Linked DNA regions of Mus musculus: region 2 is linked to region 1. The links are chromatin contacts, found by Hi-C or POLR2A ChIA-PET in ENCODE. All regions are on one chromosome and are shown on one strand. The core of a region is the stretch at or near the end of the contact, and the rest is flanking DNA. Distances in the headings are between cores, read along the strand shown.

Evidence for each region. A loop is a pair of places that touch in the nucleus more often than their neighbours do. ChIA-PET counts read pairs that join two places held with the same protein, here RNA polymerase II (POLR2A).
Region 2: a map of Patski shows a loop between it and region 1 (3-fold over the local background). The contact joins two enhancer-like sites. A Hi-C loop is called at or near these places in 2 of 37 maps with a recorded cell type or tissue (Patski and regulatory T cell). POLR2A ChIA-PET finds 5 or more read pairs at or near these places in 1 of 5 experiments (Patski).

The regions. Positions count from the first base shown.
Region 1 is chr3:101,570,284-101,576,505 of GRCm38, forward strand. Atp1a1 (ATPase, Na+/K+ transporting, alpha 1 polypeptide) reads right to left here. Exons shown (of 23, transcript NM_144900.2): 23 at 5,936-6,222. Among named protein-coding and RNA genes, the nearest start is that of Atp1a1, 31 kb to the right of the region's middle. Within about 2 kb of position 1,993, at least 1 of the 3 ENCODE cell types and tissues checked has a DNase peak (open chromatin) inside an H3K27ac peak, as active enhancers do.
Region 2 is chr3:101,795,157-101,801,819 of GRCm38, forward strand. No RefSeq gene overlaps it. Among named protein-coding and RNA genes, the nearest start is that of Gm33381, 30 kb to the right of the region's middle. Within about 2 kb of position 4,840, at least 1 of the 3 ENCODE cell types and tissues checked has a DNase peak (open chromatin) inside an H3K27ac peak, as active enhancers do.

The sequences.
Region 1 (6,222 bases), core at 743-3,242:
TGAAAAGACACCATGACCATAGCAACTCTTATAAAGAAAGGCACTTAGTTGGGGCTGTAGTCCACAGGCTTAGTCCATTATTGTGCCCTTAAGCGGGCTAAATCAGACCTTGTTTTGCACAGTTGGACTAGCCCACCTAGGGTGGAGTCTATTGTCCTGCCTTGTCTGCAGCTTCCTGCAAGAAACCACTACCTGCTGAGCAGCTGTGCTTGTTTTCCTGTCAAGATCTGGGCAACTTGTGTGTGTGGGGGTGGTGGGGGGAGTGGGGGTGGTGGAGGTGGTGAGGGTGGTGGTGGATGGGGGGTGGTTCCCCCCTTTATATTCGGCTTTAAGAATTAAGCATCTGGCTTTGATCAGAAACTTTGTCTCGGTCTCATTTTTTTCTTGTCCATCCTTCCCAACCACCCCCAGCTTTCCTTTCAGGAACCCAGTTCTCTTGGCTGCTGGTGGCTACACATTATTGTTATGGTGATGAGCATGGTGGCAGGCAGGCAGGCAGGCAGGCAGGCAGGCAGGTAGGCAAGCAGACAAGCTGGAGAGGTAGCTGAGAGTTCTATATCTGAATTGGCAGGCAGCAGGAAGAGTCAGCCACTGGGCGTGACTTGAGCATTTGAAACCTCAAAGTCTGCCCCCTCCCCCCAGTGACACACTTCCTTCAACAAAGCCACACCCACACCATCAAGGCCACACCTCCTAGTAATGCCACTCACTCCCTCTGAGCCTATGGGGCTCGTTTTAATTCAAATCTGCACTAAGGGCTTGTGGTTGAGCAGAGGAGAGATGCATGTGTTAGGCTAGCTCACATCCCATTGCCTCCAAGAGTCCCTTGACTGAACCTCCAGGAGGTTGGGAAGTGTGATTCAGCCGGCTGCTACAGAAGAACAGGGATGAGACTTACTAAGCAAGCGACTGTCTGGTTGCCAGCCTCACTGCTGTCTGGGAACAAGCACACCTTGGGCAGATCTTCAGCTGGAAGAACCTACAAGTACTGGTGCTATGTTAGAGTGTAGGAGAGTTCAGATGTAGGGTGAGCGTGCTGGGGTAAAATGACCAATGGTGATTTGAGATGTTTTTACATCCATGCCCACGGAGCCTATGTCAAAAACATGTTTTATAGACAGCACTCAATACTTTCCATCTACTCAAGTCACTAGCCTTTCCAGACTTGAGTTTCTCACTGTGGAGGTCCACTTGCATCAGTTCCATGGGATTTGACACAATAAACCACCACGGGCCAAAATACCACGGCCTGCTGCAGGCAGGATTAGCTGCTCAGTGGGTGTTGGCTTCCCTCCTTTGTGGGTGCCAGTGCTCTGGAATGGAAGCAGATGGCCTGGGGATGCACACACACACACATACATGCACACACACACACACACACACACACACACACACACACACGGGGTGAAGAGCTGGCTTCGAGGCTTTCGCTGTCTGCTCTGGTGGGGGAGACACCCCAGAGAAGCCTCTTACTATAGTAAGTGGGGGTGTGTGTGTTCCCAGGGCAACAGGGTGGCACCCATGCCCTTCCTGTCTGTCACGCCAGGAAAAGTTTTAAACCTTGCCGTAGGTTTTTAATGGAGCCATTATTCATACTATAAAAGGATTCCTCGCATACTGAGCAGGCTCTTTAGACATTTCTGCTTTCCTACACACAGATTAACTGCACTGAGTCAGAGCCCCAGTGTAGAAAGAGAAGGGAAGGGAGAGCAGAGGGGACAGGCCAGAGGGAGGAGGAAGGGACCTCTGTCTTTCAGAAAAGCTGGTCTGAAATCCACAGTGTTTAAAAAAACAACAAAACAAAACAAAAACCCACCATCACAAGCCTCGGCAAGGACAGAACAAAAATTGACTTCTAGGGACCAGTTTGCAATGCTGAAGCCCAGAAGCTATCCTCTGCAACCTGTAGGAGGAACCAGATCTGCCACCTTCTCTGGGAAAGCCTGTCCCAGACTGACTGCCCTGGGGTCCAATGGGAGAGGCAGGCCGAGCTGCTCCGATCATAACTGCCTGCCTTCACGCTTCCCGGTTACACAAGTTGCAGCCTGGTTACTCAGGCCCTGGGGGCAAATTCATGTGAATAACTGTTCAACAGGCTGTGCTCAGTTTCCAAGAAACTTGCTGTGCTCCGGTCTTAATGCCAGCTCCAACCTCCCCTGTTCTTTGTCCCTCATAAAAGCACTGCCCTTCTCTGGTCCTTGGCTTCAGCCCTGGCTCTCTACCACATGGTCAAAACTTTCCAAGCATCTCATATGCTAGAGACAAAGCATTAGCATCCCACGTGCCATGCCCGAGTGTCCTGGGTATGGGTTGGGAGGTGGATGTGTCACCTTCTGTCACTTGTCAGTGGCAAGGCACTGGGCACGTCACCTCACAGCTCTGAACTTCACGTTGTTGTTTGTTTTGCTTAGACCATTGCCCGGCTTGTGATAAATGTGATTGGTAGGTATTGAGTTCCACTAAGTAGAAACAGCAAACTTTCCCTAGTTTTATATTCAGTGAAACGGGGCTGGGGGAACTTTTATCTAACTCTTAGGAAGGCCCAGGCACTTGCCAAGCCCTCTCTGCAGGTTATTTGATCTTTGCAGCAACCTTGTGAGGAGTGTGTAATGGCCTGTCAGGGAGAGAGGCTTGTAGAGCCCGTGAATTGCCTAGACGGAAAGCTGAGGAGCCAATACCTCGATGCCTACCCAGAGATGCCCCCACCTCCAGATGCACAGGGGAGGGAACCTTTCCCATAGGGTGTGTGTGTCCAACAGGAGGCCCTGCCCCTGTGAACATCACAGCATGCTGTGTGTACCCCTCAGGGGACTCAGAGTGGTTTGGGGGAAAGTGTGAGCCCTCTCCCGGATTTGCCCTTTGTTTTCCCTTCTGAGCTACATGGCACTCTGAGTAAGGTCTCTGCCCTTCTCTTTGAGTGGAGTTCTGGCCGCTGTATGACTCGTCCTTTGTGAGGCACTGAGCTGAGCAGGGTTCACAGTGGAAGGTGACTACATAACACATTGGGAACTGTGTATGAGGCACAAGTCAGCGATCTGACAGGCCATCCCATCCTCACTGGGGAGAGAGGGACTCTTATAAGATCCTGAGATACCCAGATCAACGACAATGCTTCGGAACCCAGGTCAGCCCGGGGTCCAGTGCCCTTACTGATGCCTCTGTACTTCTTAGAGGAGCTTGACTTCTTCATGACTTTGACATGGTCCCCCACTCTAACTCTGTATCTAGTTCTAGACACCTGCTTGTTCTTCAACTCTCTGATTTCAAACTTCAGTGTTGAGATAGAGGGACCCTAAGTCACAGGCTGGTGGCAACCTGGGCACAGATCAGATAGGCTAAGCTCTTCCCCCTGGGAAGCAGTGGTACCAATGAGCATACACTTAAAAATTATAGCTGCATAGGCATTGTGCAATTTTCTATAGTATATACTGTAATTATGTGTATATATATATGTAATTATGTAATATATATAATTACGATATATAGTATAATTATATAGTATATACACACATATACACACACTCACACATATAGATATAAAAATGAGTTAGAAGTCATTCAATTACTAAATAGCTGTGCTTGAATCTGGGCTATCAGAAAACACCAAGCCTCTGACCTCAGCCGCCTTGTCCGTGCTCACGGCTGCCTTGTCGGCGCCCACATCCTGGTGATTGTCACAGCATGGTTAGAGGTCTCTATAGTTCCAAGTTTTTGGCTTGGGCAACAGGAGATGGATGCATCACAGCCCAGATTTTGTTCATTTTGCAGGTACTTAAATAGGTTTGCCTCTTAGGTAAAGCGCCTAATTTCCGAATACGTGAAGATGTCCAAGATGCAAGTGGATTTAGGGAGGAACGATCAGATTAAAGGTGGAGATGACCCCAGCAGGAATACAGAGCCAGGGGAAAGAAGGACAGGAAGCTATTCTTGTGAGGACCAAGGAGCAAGGAGCCGTGAGAAATGAGGGGCTTGAGTGAGCCGAGATGGCTGCAGGACAGGAGGTGTTCTGGAAGTGGTATGGCAGGTGGCGTGTGTGCTGCTGAGGCCAGGAAGGACTAAGGAGTGACCATGGCTGGATAGTCTGCTCAATTGATTTCAGATACATGGTTTCAGGGGGCTGCTGTCAAGAGGGAGGGGGGCGGGGAATGGAGGAATAAGTGTTCCAATTGGGAAGTGAGCAAGGAAAGAAGTCATGGTTCTCTTGGGGCCCTCATTTATGGCCCAGAGAAAGTGTGAGATGGCCACAGGGAGGGGTGGGAACTCAGGATGTACAGGGCCAACAAGACTCACTTTCAAATGCTGCAAGGACCAGTAAAGCAAGCAGTGTACAGGCCAAAGCCTTGGGGAGCACTCAAGAGGGCGGTCAGGGCAGGCTCAGATGCGCATCTGTAGGGCACAGACAGTTGGCTGGTCACTGACCTCATCTTAGGCACTGTTACTATGAGGGGTCAGAGAGATTCCTCATAGGCTCATGCAGCTTTAGTGTAGGGAGGAGTTAGAGCCTAGTCACCAGGGTGGGAAGCCCCAGCCACTAGGAGACTTGGTTTTGGCAATAGCTTGCCCTGAACCTCTGGCTACTTAGCTTCTTTTTCTACATTCAGTATTTGACTACCTACCCCTTATCCAATGATGAACAATCACTAAACAGAAAAGGGCAGAAATGTCCTGGTGGACAAGGGGGTGGAGCCTCAGAAGCCCTCCTCTCTCTGAGGTGCTTCCCAGATTAGAACAGTGGAGGGGCTCTGACTGGCAGCAAGCTGTCCTTCCAGGGAGGGCCTAAGGTATCAGGCTGAGTCAATTCCTTGTCTGTAAACACCCCTGACCTTCATCATAGTGTGTTGTCACTGGATAACACGCAGGAGTGACAGAAAATGAACAAAGTGTCATGGTTGGGACAAACAGGCTTGTGGTGGTCTAAGTTCACTGGGACGTCTCCCCAAGAGGATACCCTAGAGTCTCCTCAGCCTTGGTGGGAGCCTTCTAATCCCAGGGGCTCTTCTTTCCTCCCAGTTTCGATGTTGCTTTGAGACACTTCTTGTAGAAGATGACTTGTTTGCATGCATTGATCAGTAAAGAGCCCAAGGCAGGAGATGAACGATGGCTATTAAGGGGGCATGTGACATTTGCTCCCCTCACCCACGTCAGAGCAACAGAGGAACAGGATTGATGGGCTAGACTTCTCAGACACACACACAGATCATCTGGTGGATGAAGGTCACTATTTGGCACCAGAGGTGACCACAGCTCGTTATACTTCCCTCAGGAGAGGCAATGAGAGCCATGGTTAACAGCCCTTCCTAGCACTGAAGGCCCCTGATTGCAGTGCATGCTCCTCCACCGAGACCTGGAAGCACATGGAACCTTTCATCTTTTCAAGGCCTCCTGGCCTGTAACCACTTCCTGGAACTGCTGCTGGTGGCACTAACTTAGGGAAGGATTTATGGACGGAGTACCAGACCACACATGTCTGACAGCCACGTAGACTTTCCCATTTAGACAAACGGGCTCTGAGGCACTTGGAGTGGGCTGGATTTGGAGAGCAAGCAGGAAGGAAGGCCTGAGGGACTGAGATTTGCATAGGCCTTGGCTGAGGTCAGGAATTCACCTAGGTGAAGGGTTCTTCAAAGAAGCCCAGAGCCAAGGAACAGGTGGGGCGGTGGCTGCGGGAACCAGGGCACTGTCCAGGAAAGTGGGTCAGGGGAGCTCGTGGACCAGAAGAATGGGAACAGTTTCCTCTTGGCCCCTGGCTCTCAGATGTGGGTGTCAGTCACCTGGGGAGCTTATTAACGCAGCTGACAGCCTTGTCAGGGCTGGGCTGCCTTTCCTAACAAGGCCCAGGAGATGCTTCAGAGCTGACGGCCTGGGATCCACCTGGAAACACCGCACAGCTTGTCACATTCAACCTCTGCCACAAGAAACGACAAGGACTCAAAAGCAAATTCCGTTATAATAGCCATCTTTATTTGTAAAAATCCAGATATAAAACGTAATCTTTCAGTCTTTCCAGGTTTTCCTTTTTTACAAAAACAAAAAGGCACGTATAAACCTTGCCCGCTGTCGTCCCCGTACACGGTGTTTCTCAGGCAGCCCTCCCCCCCGCCCCGCCCCCCGTTACAGCTACATGCTTCATTCCAGGACGTCTGCATCCCCACATGCTTTGGTGCTTTCCTACCAGGGTAGAGTTCCGAGCTCCAAGACTTGAAGTACACAAAGAGGGGGTAG
Region 2 (6,663 bases), core at 3,590-6,089, 230 kb after region 1:
GTGGAGTGCATCATGAGGAGGACTCACGATCTGATTCCCGGATCCCACTCAAGAAACAGGTAATGGAGAGTGCCTTCTAATTCCAGGCTGGAAGACAGGAGTTGGGAGAGGGACACACTGGTCAGCTGCCTAGTCAATTCAGGGAGTTTCAGGTTCAGGGAGAGACTCTGTCTCCAAAAATAAGATGCCCCTGCTTCCACATGCACCTGGACTGAAGGACACGGGTGAACTCATACACGTTCATATCCCCTTCTGCGCATGCACACAAAAAAACGTCTTTAGGGACTGCAGGTAAAGAGGGGCTGTGTGACACAGAAGTTAACAATGCAAAGCTGGTGTGAGGCGGTGTCACAGTGTAACTCCACACTCGGCAGCAGGCTGAACCTTTACCTGTGGTCCGAGGAGGCTGTGGTTATCGCTTCCTTTCCCTCCATTCAATATCTCAAGCAGTGTTCCTTGCCTGGAGCCAGCTGCGGCCCCGGGGACAGCCATCTGAATTAATTATGAGAGATTGCATTATTTTTTCCATCCTCAGATTCCTAACCAGAAGCAGAAGGGAAAGTACAATAATAATTCACTGAGGCCTCAGGAAGGAAATAGTGAAGTCAGGCCATTCAAGGGAAAGCCAGAACACCGAGGGGAACTGGTTGTCCCTCCAACCGACAGGGGGCACCACTGAGTCAGACCGCCACTCCTGACCCCCGCGGGTGTCATCTGGCCTTCCTCATCTCTCTGCCCTCTGACTGGGATGTCTCAGGCCTTGATATTTGCCATCCCACCCAGCCCAGCCCTGTCCTTCAGATGAGGTTACCCATTAATTACTATGGTGCCCCATTCAGAGGAGCCCCAGTGAGGGAACAGTGGACCCCCGTAGTCAGGGTGGAGAACACTGGGTACCAATCCTCCCCGCCCCTCCTTTACACATACACCTCATTCCCTCCTCTTTCGACGTTCCTCTTCCTTCCCACTGTCCCTCCTCCCTTATGAAAGGCCCAAGACCCGCAGGTGCAACAGACACGTTCAGCCGCCCTTTGACCACGTCGTCCCAGCTCGCAGGAAGAAGGAGCAGTAAGGATATTTGGATATCTGAGTTCCCAGCCTTCTGTGAGTGCTGCCAGGAACCCCTTGCACCTCCCTGTCTGGCCCCTGCATCCCTAGACGGGCTCAATGCTCACTGCTCTCACTGAAAGCTACATTCAAAAGATTGAAAGGAGGCAACAGACAACATTGGCCACCTGTTCCCTCCCTGCTGGGCCGTGGCCAGACAGTAGAGCAGTGCTACGTTGTGCCTTGGGTGTGACGGACTGCGTGGGCCACCCAGGGTGTGGCTAAGGGCCCCTGCACTGAGGCAGCAGATCCCTGAAGCCAGGCTAGTCCCCAGGACGACCTTCTCCCTGGGGTCCACTCCCACGTTCTGAAGCCTTTGACATTTCTCTTCTGTGCCTCCCTATAGGTCCCGCTGCTCCAGGAGAGAAGAGTGATCCAAATTGGTGTGGAGAATGTGTTTACTTAAAATCCTATTGAAGTCTAAATTTAGAGCCTGTATCTGCCGGCCTTATCAAGAAACAAGTTCTAGAGAGAGGGTCCTGGTGCTCCGATGACCTTTAAGGAAAGATTTCAGAGTAGGCAGAGCTAGGTACACTGTCCTAGGAGGTGGGTCTGTGCCGCTTATGTCCTCACCTGCCTTGACAGAGAGGCAGCCCCGGGCGGTGGGGGTGGGGTGGGGGGATTCCCTACAATCATGGGTGCTTCCCAGGGATAACAGGGCCGTGGCCTTCCTCTCTTCCCACCTCTGACACAGCAAGAGATAACTGTCCTTTCTTAACTGTCCTTTCTTCCCTCCAATAGACCCAGAGAAAAGTTAGTTCGGCTGGCAGAGATTGTCTCCTAATAGTAGACATTACTGTCTCCCACCCTCCAGATATTGTTCAGGTTACTTAGCATAGAGTGGCTGCTTTAATTCTCACTCTTCCCCATTTTACAGACAGACAAAACAAGTCATGGAGGCATTGGCAATGTATCCCTAGTTGTAGAGCTTCTTAGTGCTTTCCTCACCAAACAGAAGTCCCACATGGAGGCCACACTGCCCAGCAATTCCCCAGGGGAAGTCTGAGGGTGACCCTGACCAAATAGGAAAGACCTGGAGCTACAGAAGGAATCGCCTCAGGTTTGTGTGGCAAGGGCTGCTCTCCCAGACCTGGCTTCAGAGCATCTGCCTCACAGGGGCAGTAGCCCATCTCCAGTTCTCCCAACTGTTCAGGGCAGGGTGGCCTGGAATCCTTAAGCTCTACTGGCAATATCTAGTGAAGAGTGTCCCCCTCCCCAGCCCCCCCCTCCCACCATGCAGATGCCGGACAATGAGAGAGCACAGAGGGGGGTGGGGGGGCTCCTCATAGGTTGCTCCTGCCTGGGTAGGAGGGAGACTCAGGTCCAAAGAGGGTGGTAGGATATGGAAATCTGTGGCCACACCCTCCAGGCTCCAGGGATACTGGCCCTTTTCTCTGTTCAACACGAATGCTCTCCAACAAACAGCATGGTATCCAGCTTCATCCTCATGCAGCCTGGGTGGGGCAGTAGGAGAGCAGAAACCTGGGTGAGGACAAGGGGGAGCTGGGAGGCTGTGTCCTCCAGCACCACAGCAGAACAGAACACTGCTGGGGGCTGAGAACAGAAGCAAAGGGGGACAATGTCTGTCACCACTGTTGAAACTTCCAGGAGAACAGACCCCTATCCACAGGGACACACAACCATAAACCCAGCCTCACTGGGGATAGCATCATTTCCTAGGCAGGTGGCCCTGGGTGGTATAAGAAAGCTAACTAAGCATGCGCCTGCCCGTGAGTGAGCCTGCTGTGCCCTGTGGTTCCTGCCGTAAGTACATCCTTGGCTGTGCGTGAGTTTCCTGGCTGGAGGCAATGCTGTGTGCAAGAGCAAGCATTCTCTGCCTTCAGGTTCTTGTCCTGACTTCCCTCAGTGATGGAAAGTGACCCGTAAGTGTAAGCTGAATAAGCCCTTTCCTCTTCTGCATTGCTTTTGGTCAATGTTCTAGCAAAGCCCCAGACTGAAGCTGGAATGGTCTCCTTGGCTAATGGCCATGCTCAGGGAGCTGGCCCAGAGCCTTTGAGCAGCAGCTGGCTCTTCTAACTCAGCTGCTCTGCACAAGGCTGCTTCTGGGGGGCCCCTGGCAACCCTGGCAACTTCTCGGGAATTTTATTTATCTCATAAATTAAATTCGTGAAATTCAAAAGGAAAGCAAAACAAATCCAAAGTCTATCCAAAGGTACAAAGGCCTACACATGAAAGGCAGGGACTGTTTGGACACGTCGTCATCGTCGTAGTGGTCTCATTATCCATACGACTTTGCTTCAGCCAGAACATACATAAGAACGGACTCAAAGCTGCCCACCACCTACCACCACCACACCACAGCTACACTCTGCCTACGCACTGCAAAATGGGCTTCAGCTCTCTCCTGTTTCTGTATACGTGGAAACATTATTTTATTAAACTAATATTCAGAATGGCATTCATACAAAGCCATACCATGGACCAAAATTCAGCAACTTAAATAATAATTTGTTCAGATCCTTAAGAGCAATGTATTTGCTAATTCAATCCACCCCACCCCCACTTCTCAATGGCTGTCACTTTTATCAGCTCTAGGGACTCAAGCTTAAAGTTAGTACATTCTCCAAGTTACCCCATACTCATATTTGAAAGGGAGGGGGTGTCCCTCTCCAGTAGGTCTGTTAATGGATGTATGCAAGAAGATCATGGAATTCCTCTGTGTTTAGGATGACATTAGGCTGTAGAATCGGATGGGCTTCCTTTTAGGACCACACATGATAGAAGTAGGCAGGTAAAAGAGGAGGTGGCTAAGATGGAGGCTCTCTGTCCACTCGCTGGGACCCAGAGCTTGCCTGGGGGCTTCCCCTCCTACACAGCTGGGATGCTCATCAGTAGTACTTCTTGACTCTGTAGCACCCGGTGCTCAGGATGCTAAGCACCGTGATGACTACAATTTGTTCTGCACCTAGACCCACACAGAAGCCCCAGACTGTGGGGCTGCGAAGCATGGGGTCCAATCATCTGTTTACCGAGCCCCGTTACCTGGATTTCCATCCCCTGGTGTGTCACTGGCCAAGTGGCTTTAACCACTCCAGGCCTGGTTTTTCCTTGTGTGTAAAATGAAAGCAAACTTTGCCTAACCCCAGGTTCTGTCACAGCAACTGAACAAGGAAATTTGAGCCAAGTGTTTGCACAGTTGCTGTCCACCCAGAACTCTCGGGAGTGGAGGGAAGATAGGTGGGAAGGCACCTGACCTGAGCCTCCGAGGCCAGAGGAGGTTGAAGGAGGACCAGATAGGTGACCTGGAAATGACCACAGGCCTGAGTCCGGGCTGTCAACTTTGATATCCTGGAGGGGCGATACATGAGAGGGTAATTCCGGTAACTATATTTCCTTGCAGAGTACACTGTGCTCTGCCACAGGAACATTTTCTCATTACTATATAATAACATCAGCGCTAATGTCCTCTTTCTCAAAGGAGTCCAGAGCACTTAGAGATTGCATGCTCAGTGCCCAAAGTGCAGGCCTGGGGTTGGTGGCAGAGGCTGCCAGATATCAGGCTTCTACTGCAGTAAAGCGAGCAGAAGCCAAGGGTGTGTCACACAGAGTCACCGCACTCAGCATCTCTAGTGCTCTGGGGACCCACTCAGAAAGGTCACTTCCCTTGAAGACACCACCGAAGCTAGTTTGAGGGGACTCCAATGAGCAGCCTTCTCTGCCCATCACATTCAACAGGAAAAACGGGGCTGGGGAGGAACTGGGAGGACTCTGGGAGCCTGACTGCTCCAAGAGGGTGCTTGCTCCCAGCCTCCTTTGCGGGCTGAGTCAGAGAAGGTCACACATGATTGAGTAGATCTGGCTGACCACCGCAGGAGCTCAGAAAGGGAAGTGTGAGCTTTCACTGCGTGGTGGATTTGGTTCCCAGAGGAGCTACTTACTGCTCTGGGATTGAAATTTACCTGATGGGAATGACAGATTTCCGCAGATCAACTGTGACCCTCATGAGAAGACCTATTGCTATGTTTTACTGTAGGGTCGTGTTTGGTATTTTACTTTGAGACCAAAAAAAAAAAAAAAAAAAAAAAAAAAAAGGGAAGTGTTCCTCATTGTATTATTCCAGAGCTTCCAACTTGCTGGACTCGCGGGTCATACACCTGCGCTAGAGGCCTGAGTACCAAACACCTTCACTGCCCCCCTGGGTCCCACAGCTCTAACGTGCGGGGAAGCCCAGGACCACACATTTTATCTGTGTTTCTGCAGGGTATAGGTCGCACTCAGATGCCACCAGGCAAGGAAAACCACAGTGCCTGAGGGTTCCAGGCACAGAGCGGTGGGTAGAAGGTGCTCAGACTTTTGTGACTTCCTGTTGCTGATGACGCGGCTCATGCCCGGGGCGGGGGTGGGGGGGTGGGGGAGTTGGGGGTGGGGTGGGACTGGCTGAAGGAGCAATGGCCTCCGGGGCTGAAGTGAACCATAGGCTCGAACAGTCTTCACATCTCACCCACAGGAGCTCTTTTAGTGTTGCCAGAGCCCCTTGGAGGCAGGGCCTCCTAACCAAATGGTAAGATGAAGAAAGTAATAAAGAAACTGAGACAGACACGGAAGGGAAGCCCGACGCTGGTGACCCTGATCCCACTGGCACCTGGGCCCTCACTAACAGTCTTTATACATCAGTCTCTACTCCACCCTCTCTCCTCCTGTCCCCTCCCTTCCCCCCAGCGGCACCCATTTCCTAGCTTTTGCTGTTTCTCTATCTGGAATCACTCTTCTGTCACCGCACCAGAGGGATCCCTTGACTCCATGTTCCATTGTCATTGGGTTAAAACAAACAAACAAACAAACCCCAAACAATTTGTAAACACCAACAAAAGAATTCGGATCCAACCAATTTATTCTGGGAATGGTGGGCATGGGAGTAGGGGGCGGGGGTGGGGAGGGGGGTGAGAGCTACCCAGGAACTTTTTTAAATGAGGGGACAGCCATAGATACATGTTTTATGATTATCACAATGGAAAACTGGGGGCAGGGGGTCCACCACTTATAGTCCAGGGTCATTGAACAGTCAACAATGCATGTGGTCGCAGCAAAACTGCCTTGGACTGTCCGTGAATGAAATGATGTTAGGGACCACTTTCCTCTCAGGTCCAATGTGGGGTGGGGGCGGGGCGTGCCTAGCTCACTTTTCCTTTCCTGTACAGTTCAGGGTCCAGTCCTATGGTGGTATCCACTTTCAGAATGGCCTTTTTCCCATGTCAAAATCAATGCAGTCAAGACAATCCGCTACAGGTGAGCCCGTAGGCGAGGCTGGTTAGAGGGCCTCTCTTTAAGAGTCATCTCTCCAGCGATTGATTCTAGATTATGTGGAGCTGACAATTAAAACTGACAATTACCATGAGTTCTGACATGGCACTTCCCATGCTCTTGTTTACGACTGCGACTACTTCCTTCAAGCTCCTGTTGCCATTACTGCCCCCTCAGTGGCAGACTGCAACCTGGGATTGTGAGTCTGATAAACCATTCTCCCTAAACAGAGTCCGCCGGAGCATTCATCATATCACAGTGTCAGGAAATGAAACTAACACACACACTAATGTA